Regions from separate parts of the Mus musculus genome. Here region 2 is linked to region 1. Evidence: chromatin loops called from intact Hi-C (ENCODE). Cell type or tissue: left cerebral cortex. All regions are shown on one strand. Each heading gives the region's core, and the rest is flanking DNA. Links, peaks and the distances in the headings are about the cores only.

Region 1 (6,695 bases), core at 942-5,941:
AGAGCCATGACAGCCGAGCTCTGGAAGCGCAGGTCGGTCTTGAAGTCCTGCGCGATCTCGCGCACCAGGCGCTGGAACGGCAGCTTGCGGATCAGCAGCTCGGTCGACTTCTGGTAGCGCCGGATCTCGCGCAGCGCCACGGTGCCGGGACGGTAGCGGTGAGGCTTCTTCACGCCGCCGGTGGCCGGGGCGCTCTTGCGGGCGGCCTTGGTGGCCAGCTGCTTGCGCGGGGCCTTGCCGCCGGTGGACTTGCGAGCGGTCTGCTTAGTACGAGCCATCTCAGTACACTAGAAAGTGAATAAAGTGGTGTTGAGATGGAAAAGCCCAAGTATATATATAACAAGCCACCCTTTTGGATTGGACAGTAAACTGCTGACATCATAGTTCCAGACAGGGGATTGGTCCGCGTTTAAACCGAGTAAGGAAAGGAAAAACGTTGCCTACATTTTATATTTAACGTACAAATTTCATCTTTTTACATAACAATTACTCTAGCAACTCCCAGAATTTATCATCTCGAGATAATGTTGGCTTTGGAGGTCAAAAGACCTCTTCGCTATTTATTTAAACAAGAGCACCGTTATTTGGGGGCAGAAATTTAATGGAAAGAAATCTGAAAGGAAAATTAACAAAAAAAAAAAAAAAAAAAAAGTTATTCCTGGAGTCATGAGCACTTCTTACACTTGATTTCGCTCAAAAACTGCTTGCAACACTTTTATGACCGGAAACTTTTAGAAGTTGCAATTGATACTGCCTTTCAGCGGTTGCGATTTTGGCGCGAAAAAAATTCAAAATCAGTGTATCTGCAACTTACTAGGGCTTTGAGATCCAGAAGGCTTTGAGATTCTGTTACTCTTCTACAGCAACACTGTAGGGGACAGGGGCATTCCCAGGTTGGCATTCATTATTTACAAGTTACAAAGTTACACCATTCAAGGTTAAAAGCGAACGCTGGGAATTCACAGATAGCAGCCCCACCCCACCGCCCAACACACACACACTATGTATACAGCTCTAGGAGACTAAGGCAGCCTTTGGAGTAACTCAGCAAGGGGTGATCTGATGATCCTGCTGAGCCAGGAAGACGATGGCAGGCTTGGTGATATTCAGCACATGACTTTTCGGGAGTGCTTGGTGCCGTTTTTTTTACCCAGGCCCTTTCCCCCACTTAATGTGGTCAAATTTGCCAGAAACAAAAGCAATAAGATCAGACAGTAAGCATGTTGTTTTATGAACAGGCTTTTTGCCTAATTGGGAATATCAGGCACAAGCAATATTTACTTGCTGTTTACCAGAGAACCTTACCAAGATTATCAGGAAAAAAGAACTGCTGAAGACGCTCATTTGAAAATAGCTCTATCCACCCCACATTCGGAGCTACCCACAGGTCATCCTTTACGAGTCAGGCGCCTAACCTGCCTTCACTCACAGCGTAGTCTTTGTGCTTGGTTGATGTACTCAGAGCCTAAGAGGGCTGAAGACAAATGTTTCTGACAATGTCAGATGTGCAAAGTGCTTTCTTTATAACAAAAGCTAAACAGCCTGCGAATTAGAATGGTAAAGGTGTATCAGTGTAGTTGAAGCTTAGATGTGCCCCTGAGCTCCCACACTTTGCCAAAATGGGTTGGTTTTTTTTTTCCATATGTAATTATTTGGGAAGGAGAGATTCAAACTCCATCTTTGTGCTGCTTCCCCCTGTGCTTTTCTCAGACTTGCCACATATCTGCTGAAAAGTGATTCCTGTTTTCTTCATTCCAAAATCATTCAAGAATCAGAGTTGTTGCTCCATTATTATTATTATTATTATTATTATTATTATTATTATTTGCAGAGGGAGGAGATAAAAAAAAAACTGGCTCCTGTCCTCTTTCTCTACCCATGGAAAACAACTGCACCCAGACATTCTCTCCATTACATTTACAAAAAAGAGGCACAATGCAGAGGCCAAAGATGACTTTATTGCTAGAAAACCCATTTTAAAGGCAACGGTGTTGCTTGGTTCTTGAGATTCTAGCTGTTTGGAAAGAATTACCAAACACCTTATACTATCTTCTAGAGCAAATGAGTTTTCTCCCATTCTTCTCTTGCAATGTCAGTGATATTTACCTTTAAAATGTGTCAACATTTTTGTTACTCTTGGAAGTAATGCCACCTTTAATTTTAATAGTTTTTGTAAGTATATTGTGAAGTGTCCAAGCTGTCTGTTAATGACTCCATTCTCCGGGGCTTGTAGGTTGTGAGTGGTCTTGGCATCCTGCAGAAAAGCCTCAAGAATCTGCTTTCCTTGCAACAATTACTTTAAAACCAAAAAGCATTCTACTTATGGGAAAAGCACAGGCTCTGTGCACATTATTTGAAATTTTATAACACAAAACACTTGAGTCCTATTCTCTTTTTAATGAAAAGAGATAAAAACAGGAAGAAAAAAGAAGAAAAGAAAAGAAAGAAAAGAAAAGAAACTTCATCTAACTTTAAGCTTGGTACCTGGGACCTGCAAATTGACTTGACAAATGGCATCTTAGCAGGGAGAATGATTTATAAAATATATACAGAGAAAGCTTTGCAGCAAGCAAGCTCAAGAAAACGTAAAAATGAAGTTTACTGGCTCTTTTAAGGATCTGGAGAATAAATACATGGGAAGGTAAATACACAAACTAGTAACAGGAGAGGCTAACCAGCAAAAATCCTCAATGATGGGCATTATTTTTGGTAGGTCAGAGCACAATAATGGAAATTTTTCTTCATGGCATTGTAAAGGGAGACTTCTGTCAAGTGTTTCACCATCCCTGTGTTCAGTGTCATCTTCAATTAATCCTTATACCCAAGTGATATACTTGGGGTTAAACATTAAGTCCCCTATATAAAGTAGTTTGAAACTTGGCCGGTTTGGTTGCCTTGAGCATGTTTAATCCTGCTAATATTCTTCTTGGTGAGACTGAGTTAAATACTGAAAGAGATTGGGCCTGTGAAAGAAATCCCTGGCATTCTACTCTCCTGGATTCTCCTTTGCTTCCAAACATAGGTACTAAAGCCAGAATTCTTCAGTAAAGGGAAAAGTAGAAACTAGGGCTCCACTCTAAAAAAGCAGTAATGTGGGGACATTCATTCTTTATCCTTTCAAGAGCCTCATTCGGTACTGATGAGGAAAGACAGTTGCTGCACACGGGTCAAGAACCTGGACAGACCAGGCTTGCTGGAGTTTGCCTTTGTGCTAGACCAAATAGGTCAAATCCTGGATACCTTCCAAACGGCTTACATTCACTTTGCCATTAAGAGGTGGACTCTTTTCATGTTGCCAGTTTGCACATGTTTATCTTATAAGACTGCTCCTGTAAACTAGTTATGTATTCCAATATGGTTGAAAATCAATACAGGATGCTGTCATATGGTGACCTTAAGTACAAATTGCTGTTACTAGCTAACATTGAACTTTAGCTTTTGTAAATCAAAGACTGGCAGATAATAGCCTTTAAATATAATGGTTTTAAATTTGTAACCTATTTGCAACTCTGTAGCCACTTAGGGGAAAAGGTGGTGTTTTTATCTCTTTTCATTAAAAAAAGAATTGGACATGTTACCAAAATCACCTTGATAACTGAGGATCGGAGAAACAGATTCCTTCTATAGAAAGTAACAAAAAGTAGCAACCAATAAAGCTTAAGCTCCTTAAAAAGACAAATGTGTTAGCTCTGAAAAGAGCCTTTGTTTTTTAAATGATCAGGAAACAATTGTCTTATTTTCCCTTGGCCTTGTGGTGGCTCTCGGTCTTCTTCGGCAGCAGTACGGCCTGGATGTTGGGCAGGACGCCGCCCTGCGCGATGGTCACGCGGCCCAGCAGCTTGTTGAGCTCCTCGTCGTTGCGGATGGCCAGCTGCAGGTGGCGCGGGATGATGCGCGTCTTCTTGTTGTCGCGGGCCGCGTTGCCCGCCAGCTCCAGGATCTCGGCCGTCAGGTACTCCAGCACGGCCGCCAGGTACACCGGGGCGCCGGCGCCCACGCGCTCCGAGTAGTTGCCCTTGCGGAGCAGCCGGTGCACGCGGCCCACGGGGAACTGCAGGCCGGCCCGGGAGGAGCGGGTCTTGGCCTTGGCGCGAGCCTTGCCGCCCTGTTTGCCGCGTCCAGACATTCTAAACAAAAAGAAAGAACTGACAACTGCAAAGGCCAAAAGTGGAGGAGCTTGGCCTTTATAGGATTCTCCAAGCGCGAAAAAGAGCCTACGCGATTGGCTGGCTTCTTCTTTTCGTCTAGACCAATGGGAGGCGTTTATGCCGAAGCGTAGTTCCATTGGGCGCTACGCCATGAAAATTTGAAAATTTTAACCAATCAGAAATGTGTATCTCTAAGCCTCATTTGAATAACGCCTTATTAAAAAGCGAAGGGCTCACGGCGCAAGTTGTAGCGTGGTAGAGTTCCTGACCTAACATGCCTGAGCCTGTTAAGTCCGTTCCCGCCCCGAAGAAGGGCTCCAAGAAGGCCGTCACCAAGGCCCAAAAGAAGGATGGCAAGAAGCGCAAGCGCAGCCGCAAGGAGAGCTACTCGGTGTACGTGTACAAGGTGCTGAAGCAAGTGCACCCCGACACCGGCATCTCCTCCAAGGCCATGGGCATCATGAACTCGTTCGTGAACGACATCTTCGAGCGCATCGCGAGCGAGGCGTCCCGCCTGGCGCATTACAACAAGCGCTCGACCATCACGTCCCGGGAGATCCAGACGGCCGTGCGCCTGCTGCTGCCCGGGGAGCTGGCCAAGCACGCGGTGTCGGAGGGCACCAAGGCTGTCACCAAGTACACCAGCTCCAAGTGAGTTCGTCTGACTCACTCCAAACACAAAGGCTCTTTTCAGAGCCACCCACATTCTCAAAACAGAGATGGATTGCTTGTTAAGTGATTCTACCTTACTCGGACATATTAGTTACTATTTTTTAGGGTTAAGTAAGGGTTTTTGTCTTGAGGTTTTGTTTTGCATTTTTATTTTAATCCTAATATTGTTTTTCTGCCCCCAGCTCTCCTAGAATTCTCTGAAGTCAGGTTAACCTCTGAGATCGAGGGCTGATCTCTCTGTCCTGAGTACTTAGGTTAAGTTCCTGCACCCACACTGTCATTAACAATTGTTTCTAATTAGTATCCCAGAATCTATGAGGATTTCTTAGTTTAAATTTAGCCTGTCTTGTTAAGTGCTACCACCTAATGTCTCAAATCTGCTTTTGAACTCCTGCTGAGACGTCACAATAGATTCTGTTCAATAAGATACCTCATTGGAGCCCCGAGGTCTACATGATTCTCGCTGAAAACTTGAGATGTAGTCAGGCGCAGCTTAATTTGATTGGGTCCTGTTTTCTTGGTCGTTTGGTTTGAAGTTTTGTTTTCAGAATGAATTTCACTGGTTAGCAGTATATTCTCAAACTAATTCTAGCCAGGCTAACCTCCAGATTGGACATTCGGCCTCAGTTTCATAAATCGCTGGAATTACAGGCCTATACAACCAGACTTGTTCTTGCAAGGCCCCAGCTAAGCACCAAGGAAACAAAACTTTCCTCCGTTTTCCTAAGTGTATTCAACTTTTGTAAATTTCTTCTGTTCCACCTTCATTGTCTGCTGGTGTGGTGATGATTGGAATTAGATTGTGGGAGGAAAAAAACCTCAAAAGGATATTGATTGTTTGGGATTGTCCTGGAATTTTTCAGAGGATAAAATACTAAGTAAAGATTAAATCAAACCACTTTAAAGACGAAAAAGCCCTTTTTCTGTAAGTCCTCTAGGACAGTAAATGCAAATGGTGATGACTTAGGTGCGAATATGAACAGCTCAAAGTAGTTAAATATCAATGAGATTTTAGTGTGCCACTGCTAAAAGAAACATTAGCTGTGTATGACTTGTAAGGTCTTAATAAAGCCTAACCATTTTCCTTAATCATCTCCATTAATCTCTATAGAATCCTGTGGAACAAATTCTATTATCTTCCTTCCTTTTAAAGTTGAGGAAATTAAAATGATTGTACGGAAGCTGCAACATAAATAGAGGCTTGTCTGAGTGGAGACCGAAGTGTGAACTACCCTCCACAATATGATCCTGAAAAAGAAGTATTTAATACATTATAAAAATAAAGGTTTCAATCTATCCCATTATGTAATACAGTCTCTTCCATCCCTCCCCTTCCCCCGCCCCCGCCATATGAGTTTGGGGTTTGGGTTTTCCACGGAAGATTGGTACCTTTGGATCTTTGATTTTGTGTGTGCTCTGTAACAAGGCTTCACTAGAAAACCTCCTTCCTCAGCCTCACACTGCGCTTACAGGCTTGTTTTAGAGTTAGATGAAATTCAGACTGAATTCTTGTGAGGGAAAGTGAAGTTTTCTTGTCTCCTTTCACTGTGCCATGATTAACAATGTGGTGGTAAATAGATTAGCCAGAGAAGTTGTGAGACCAAAACAGGAAATACATTGTTATTAACTCTCTATACCTCAGAAGAGTAAGTTTGTTTCCCACACCTAATGTATCCTGCAAAGCAGGTCTTTCAATGTACTCATCTTGTGGCTCCATGATGTATGATGCTCACCCCTTTGCCTTGCTAAACTCCTGAACCTGTGATATATGATTGCCTTTAGCCTTACTAAAATGTTTCTTACCAGATACCTTGATGACTACCCTTCCACGTGATGTATTTTTATAACTTATCTACCTCACAGGCAGCCTTGAGC
Region 2 (6,695 bases), core at 1,069-6,068, 2.0 Mb after region 1:
TCTTCTAGATACTTTCCGCTGGGAAACTGTAAATGGTAACACAGTCTACTCACTGCTATTTGAAACCAAGACATTTTTGTGACATTTCTTCCATTATGTTTCCATGATTCATATCTTCTGTTTTTCTTCTCCATTGGACAAAATAATCCAGGCTTCTTAAGTAATTCTGAAAATAGCAGTGCTTGACACAAGGGATATTTTTTTGATATCCCCTTTGTCACCTAAAGACATTGTTAACTGTTATCTGTTATTTGTTTACTACACCTGGGCACCTATGTAATAAACTTTTCTTTGATTTATATTGCTAAGGTCTATGATGAAAACACCACAGCACCACCTCAGCTACACTGGATTTTGGCATAGTTTAAGAATAGTTTACACAATCTTTCTTGTGATGTTCCCACATGACTCATGCATCTGTGTGGTTCTCTTTTCATTCTTCTATACCTCTATGTGATACACCTACATTATCAGACACTGAGTCATGAGACGTGCCCCGGCTTTTACACTTATCGTCTGGCTAGGCACAAGGAGTAGAAGGCAAGGTAGCAGGGAATGTAGGAAATAGTTAAAATGCTTTGTCATGTCAAGTGGAAAAAAGACCAAGAACATGATGGAAACAGCTCAACAGGAGCTAGGCGAGGTTTCCTGGAACAGGAGAGTCCTTAGTCTCGTTCTTTTAGGCTGGCCCTGGACTGAAGAAATGGTGTTTTCTCCTTGAACATAGATCTTTCATCTATGTTGTCTCCAGTCACCAAGACAGCAACGCCTTTCAGTGCAAACTCTTCAGGACCTCCTTGGCCTCATATATTCCAGGTTCTCCTGGGTCAGTGACGGGGCAGGGTCTCCTTTTCCCCAGTCTCTATTTTCCAGGTAGTTTAAGGATAATTCAACCACGATAAAGAATAATTTGGCATGCTTATACTGTCTTTGATATTGGTGGAGCTAAAAGAAAGCCTGCCATAGAACCTAAAATTATGTACCTAATCCGTTATGAGAAGCCCACCAAGGATGACCATTCAGAAACAGTTTGTAGCTGATTGAAATGATTTATTCCTTGTATTGAGGATCACATCCTGGTATCTCACTCTGCTGCTAGAGGGAGAATTTTTTTCTGTTGTTGTTGTTGTTTGTTTGTAACAAGCAGTTTAAAAGAAGCTACATTAGCTAGGGAATCTTGAACTCTGGTTCATAAAACAGTTGGGTAATATTCTATAAGATTCTACGTCAAGATCAAGAAGTAGTTAAACCTGAAATGGCCTTACCAGGAATACAAGATGGAGGAAGTGCCACACTGACTTTCCTTGTCATAAAAACACAATTCTAAACCCTGAAAACAGGACAGTAGCTTAACAACTCAGAAACACTCCTACTCTATATTTCAGAGTTTCTAAAACTACAAAGACCTTGATGAAAACAACAAGAAAATCAGTCAGTTACTTATTTCCATTTAAGTAAAAACTGGAAAAGAAAGTAAAAAAAAGTTCTTAACTATTAATCATGAAAACCAGAGTTTAAATCCCAGAATCTACGTGGTTTTTATTTTTTAAAGAACGATATGAAAAAGGACTGGATGCGAAAAATAAAATGCAGGCCTTTATGCAAATGAGGAGCTCAAATTCTGGCTTTCTATTGGGTACGATATATTAACCAATGGGAGAAACACAAACAGAATACCTCCAGTTAGTATAAATGCTTGCTGTTCAGTTGCAGAATTTACTATATATTCTTTTCCTTTCTCTGCTTTGCCTTTACTGATACTTAAACGCATACATGTCTGGACGCGGAAAGCAGGGTGGCAAGGCCCGCGCTAAGGCCAAGACCCGCTCCTCCCGGGCCGGCCTGCAGTTCCCCGTAGGCCGCGTGCATCGGCTGCTCCGCAAGGGCAACTACTCGGAGCGCGTGGGCGCCGGCGCCCCGGTGTACCTGGCGGCCGTGCTGGAGTACCTGACGGCCGAGATCCTGGAGCTGGCGGGCAACGCGGCCCGCGACAACAAGAAGACGCGCATCATCCCGCGCCACCTGCAGCTGGCCATCCGCAACGACGAGGAGCTCAACAAGCTGCTGGGCCGCGTGACCATCGCGCAGGGCGGCGTCCTGCCCAACATCCAGGCCGTGCTGCTGCCCAAGAAGACCGAGAGCCACCACAAGGCCAAGGGGAAGTAATCTGGCGATTGTCTGTACTGCCCAGTTGAAAGTTAACCAAAACAAAGGCTCTTTTCAGAGCCACCCACATCTTTCCATAAAATGAGCTGCCACCTCGTGAAACGTTCTTCCACTACAGTTTTTATACTACATATGAAAAAGTTACGAAGTAGCTTTCAATCTTAGTAAATTGATTTTAATACTGTTAGTCCCTGCGATAAATCTTACGACCTTCCTTAGTTTGAGTCAAAAGTGTGTAAGAGATGAAACCTTTAGAACATACTATATAAATTTTTAGTAGAAATTTGGCACCCAGGTTTGTCATTCACGTCACGATTGTCTAGAGCATAATGGTAGTAAGGGCTAAGGGCCATTAAATCCCACTTCCATAGTTTCGGCAGTATTTTAACTAACATGATCTGCCTGTGTGTATCGGTTTGCAAATATTTGATTTTAGAATTGATAAACTACATTTATTTAAACTAGGTCTTGCAAAGCTCACAAAACCTACTTTAAATTTCTATGTTCACTTGTTTGATTACCTGAATTGAGTTTTCAAAGCTTGAGACAATTTGATGTATGTATGTAAGTAAAATTATGTAAAACTTTCTTATGTAAAATTTCTGTTCACAGGAGTTATATACACTACAGTGTAAAATTAAAGTGATAGCAAAGATGGAGGGGAAGAGAGGCGGAGAGTGTGCATGTTCTGAAAGCTTTTTAACCAGGATTTAGAAGCAGAGGCTGACCAATCCCAACAAAGCGCGGGCCCTTTGAATGTTCTTCGGTCCAATAGCGGATAGTCTGATTGTATAAAAGGTGGACAGCGCCTTGCAGCTCACTATAGTGTCAGTCTATTTTCCCTTGTTAAAGTCATGGCTCGTACTAAGCAGACCGCTCGCAAGTCCACCGGCGGCAAGGCCCCGCGCAAGCAGCTGGCCACCAAGGCCGCCCGCAAGAGCGCCCCGGCCACCGGCGGCGTGAAGAAGCCTCACCGCTACCGTCCCGGCACCGTGGCGCTGCGCGAGATCCGGCGCTACCAGAAGTCGACCGAGCTGCTGATCCGCAAGCTGCCGTTCCAGCGCCTGGTGCGCGAGATCGCGCAGGACTTCAAGACCGACCTGCGCTTCCAGAGCTCGGCCGTCATGGCTCTGCAGGAGGCGAGCGAGGCCTACCTTGTGGGTCTGTTTGAGGACACCAACCTGTGCGCCATCCACGCCAAGCGTGTCACCATCATGCCCAAGGACATCCAGCTCGCCCGCCGCATTCGTGGGGAGAGGGCTTAAACGAAACAAAGTGCAAACTGGAACCCAAAGGCTCTTTTCAGAGCCACCCACAGTTTCTGTAAAAGCAGCTGTTACTTTTCTACTGTCTTGGAAACTTTGTTTTTCAAAGATTTATCTAGTTACAAAGTATACTGTTGCTTTCTTCAGTAGGCATCAGTTCTCACTTCAGTTGTTGCTGGTATTTGAGCTCATGTCCTGGAAACTGCCTTTAAATTAAACAGTAATTTACATATTACAATAAGTGGCCAAAAGTAATGGACTGTCAGGCTTTATGTCATAAGCATTGCCTGTCTTGATTCCTTTTTGGTCTGTTCTTGGGTTTTGTCTTTTTTTGTTTTTGTTTTCGTGCTATATATTTGTGCTCTCTTGTGTAATTTCCACTACAGGTCATATCCAGGTGTCTTTTGTTCACATATTTCTGGTTCCAACACTTGTCTGTCCTGAAGCTTGTGCAATGTTTACTGTTTTTGCTGTTACTCATTGAAATCTAGTACAAAACTTAAAAAATTTTGTTTTCTATGTTTTAATAGATGCTGAAAAGTAGTATTTCAAGTTAAATACAATTTACATTATGCTGGGATATTTCAAGCAATCGTCAGAAATTTTTAGTTTTTGTAAATTTTTTCACTATATTTCTGAACTTTAAACTACAGAGGCCTCTCTACACAACCTCTCACTCCAGACATTGGCTCCCATCCCTTTCCCACTACTTTCTTACATGTAACACTGCCTATATCGGGAATGTGAATAGACAACAAACTACCAAGATTTAACTTGTGGGTGATTCGTGTGGATATATTTTCCAGGGATAATAATAGCAAATACAACAATGACATTAAAACCTGGCTTACAAAATGATAATTTATTTTAAATCACATCTGCACTCCCTGATACTCTTCCATAGATTAAGTGGGGCAGCAGGATCACAAGTTTGAAGTCCCCTTTGTTACAGAATGAGTTCAAAGACAGCCTTGGTAGTTTAGTAAGACCTTGTCTTGATATTAGAAGAGACTGGGGTCCAGGTCAAAAGGTATCACACTTGCTTAGCTTACCTATTAAACAAACCAAACCAAACAAAAAGGAAGAAAAGGTATATGTCTAGGTATTTGATTTCCTAGAGGCTGCTGTAGATAGCTCTGCCTGGCAACGATATGTCATCCACATATGGTGTCTTATGGTCATGATGTCCCTTGAATGCCCAATATCTAAACATTTGGTTTTTGCTGTGCTGGCATTCATGTCCCCTGCTTAGCTGTTATGAATAAATTATATATATATTACTCTCCTCTGTAACAAAGTAGTGTTTTAGGTACAGTTTGCTGAAAGGCAGCAAACTTGCTATTTTTCTGTAAGAATCAGATGAGCAGTCTTCAAGGGTCTGGCTCTTCTTGCCTCATTGTCCTTACTAGAAGCATGCATTTAAAACCTGGATTCTACATTCAGTCATTTATTTGAAGATTTAATAGAATTTCATAATATAACAAATATAATAATATCTTAATAAATAATAAAATCGTGCATCTTCTTTGAGAGACCTCAGTAGTGGATAGTCTGCAGCAGCAGATAGTAGTCACTGTGTGGGAAGCTTGCACAGGCTCAGATTCTATCATAAGTGCCTACTAGGCCATCTCAGATGAATCTTTTTTTCCATTTGAAATTGGAATCTACACCATCTATCTTTTATGATTATCATTAGAATATATTCCAATGCATAGTTTCAATTTTTCTGAGCTATATATTGTTTTTTAATAAAAATTTTAAATAACTCAAACAAGCTTCTGAAATTACATCTTACTTAGCATCACTTAATTGCATAGACTCTGCTCAGTTTATAAATTATCACCATGTACTTAAAAATCTTTTAAGGATTTGTTGTTGTTTTTGTTCTTAGGAAGTAGTATGGTCTAATATCCCCCTATTCTCTCTATAGAGCAGGAAAAACAAAAACAAAACACAAATAAACTGATTTTCAAATTTTGCTAAAATAATATTGATCTTCCTTTAGTGTTCTACTATACCTTCCTCTCTGCACTCCACTTGGAATAAAAACACTTTTTTAAAAAATTGGGTCTTTCTTTATGGTAACTTATAGCTTTGTATTATATAACTTGTAAGTTATATAAAAAAAAATATGTTTTTGCCAAATCCATCCTAAAGCCCAGGTGGAGGGTCTAACTGTGAAGTTTTACCTTGCTATATATATGTAATTAAACAGATAGTATGCATTTGAGATCTATAGTAAACATGATTTCTATCCTCCAGGAACTGCACACAGAATGATATCAGGCACATGATAATGTTTACAGCTAGTACTCTTGAAGAAAACAGTTTTGTTATGGATATTTGTATGAAAGTTCAAGGCTCTTAAAGACAACTTGGAAGTCAAGTTTTAAGATCTGCTGTTTAGATTACAAGTTTTAACAATAAAAATCATACACAGTGGCACAAACCTGCTACTTAGCTGAGGAGACTGAGGCCAGAGAATTGCAACTTCCATCTAGGGTTACATAGCAAGGATCTTTCAGGGAAAAAGGAAGAAGGGGAAGAGAAGTGGGAGGAGGAGGAAAAGAAGTGGGGGGAGGAGGAGGAGGAAGAAGGAGAAGATGGACTAGAAATAGAAAATGGAAAGAAAAAGAGCACAGAAAGACAGAAGTTAGCAGTGGGCCTTACAGTGTTGACTGGGAGAGGCAACTTCCGAGTATTCAGAGTGTCTTAGTAAAATTAAACATATGCAAAATAAGTGAATGGAAATTCATAAACTGAGCTGTAGCATGGCTGCATTGTGATTGTTAATTCACCTTGGGAAATGGACCAACAGTTCTTAAATCTTCACCCATGAAATACAAAACAAGATCTGTCACTATACTTCATTACATGCTGTAATAAAATGTAATCCTTATACACATTTGGTGATACTGATAGTGTGTTGGAAATAATAACCTGATAAGGAAATACTTCTAGGAAGAGTATTAAAATAGTGTTTATTTGGGGTTTCTATTGCTGTGATAAAACACTACTATCAAAAGCAACTCAGGCAGGAAAGGGTTTATTAGGCTTACAGTTCTGCATCACTGTTCATCACTGAAGGAGGTGAGGAATAGGAAATCAATCAGGGAAGGAACCTGGAGGCAGGAGCTGGTTGCAAAGGCCATGGAAAGGTGCTGCTTACAGACTTGCTCTATGTTGACCCTCCCCCCAGCCTGTTTTCCTGTAGAACACAGGCCCACCAGCCCAGGAACCGCACCACCTACAATGTGCAGGACC

What was found. Hi-C counts contacts between places; a loop is a spot of excess contacts. Peaks named below come from ENCODE experiments on the same cell type or tissue, not always from the same donor. Only the 100,000 strongest peaks of a DNase experiment are listed, where the experiment ranks them.
Region 2: it touches region 1 in a loop (4-fold over the local background); 6 of 42 quality-filtered maps call a loop at or near these places.

Annotation. Positions count from the first base shown.
Region 1 is chr13:21,783,093-21,789,787 of GRCm38, forward strand. It overlaps H2ac22 (H2A clustered histone 22), which reads right to left and starts at 4,156. Exons shown (of 1, transcript NM_178184.3): 1 at 3,682-4,156. The coding sequence starts at 4,126. The coding sequence ends at 3,734. It overlaps H2bc22 (H2B clustered histone 22), which reads left to right and starts at 4,396. Exons shown (of 2, transcript NM_178202.2): 1 at 4,396-4,799; 2 at 5,932-6,121. The coding sequence starts at 4,423. The coding sequence ends at 5,971. H3c11 (H3 clustered histone 11) reads right to left here and starts at 305. Exons shown (of 1, transcript NM_178207.2): 1 at 1-305. The coding sequence starts at 278. In left cerebral cortex, for the core only: a CTCF peak has its summit at 3,932; DNase peaks (open chromatin) are centred at 4,292 and 4,791; H3K4me3 peaks cover 1,360 bases; H3K27ac peaks cover 891 bases.
Region 2 is chr13:23,749,360-23,756,054 of GRCm38, forward strand. H2ac4 (H2A clustered histone 4) reads left to right here and starts at 1,729. Exons shown (of 1, transcript NM_175660.3): 1 at 1,729-2,233. The coding sequence starts at 1,774. The coding sequence ends at 2,166. It overlaps H3c2 (H3 clustered histone 2), which reads left to right and starts at 2,986. Exons shown (of 1, transcript NM_178203.3): 1 at 2,986-3,481. The coding sequence starts at 3,021. The coding sequence ends at 3,431. In left cerebral cortex, for the core only: CTCF peaks have their summits at 2,106 and 2,954; DNase peaks (open chromatin) are centred at 1,708, 2,163 and 2,902; H3K4me3 peaks cover 1,016 bases; H3K27ac peaks cover 1,488 bases.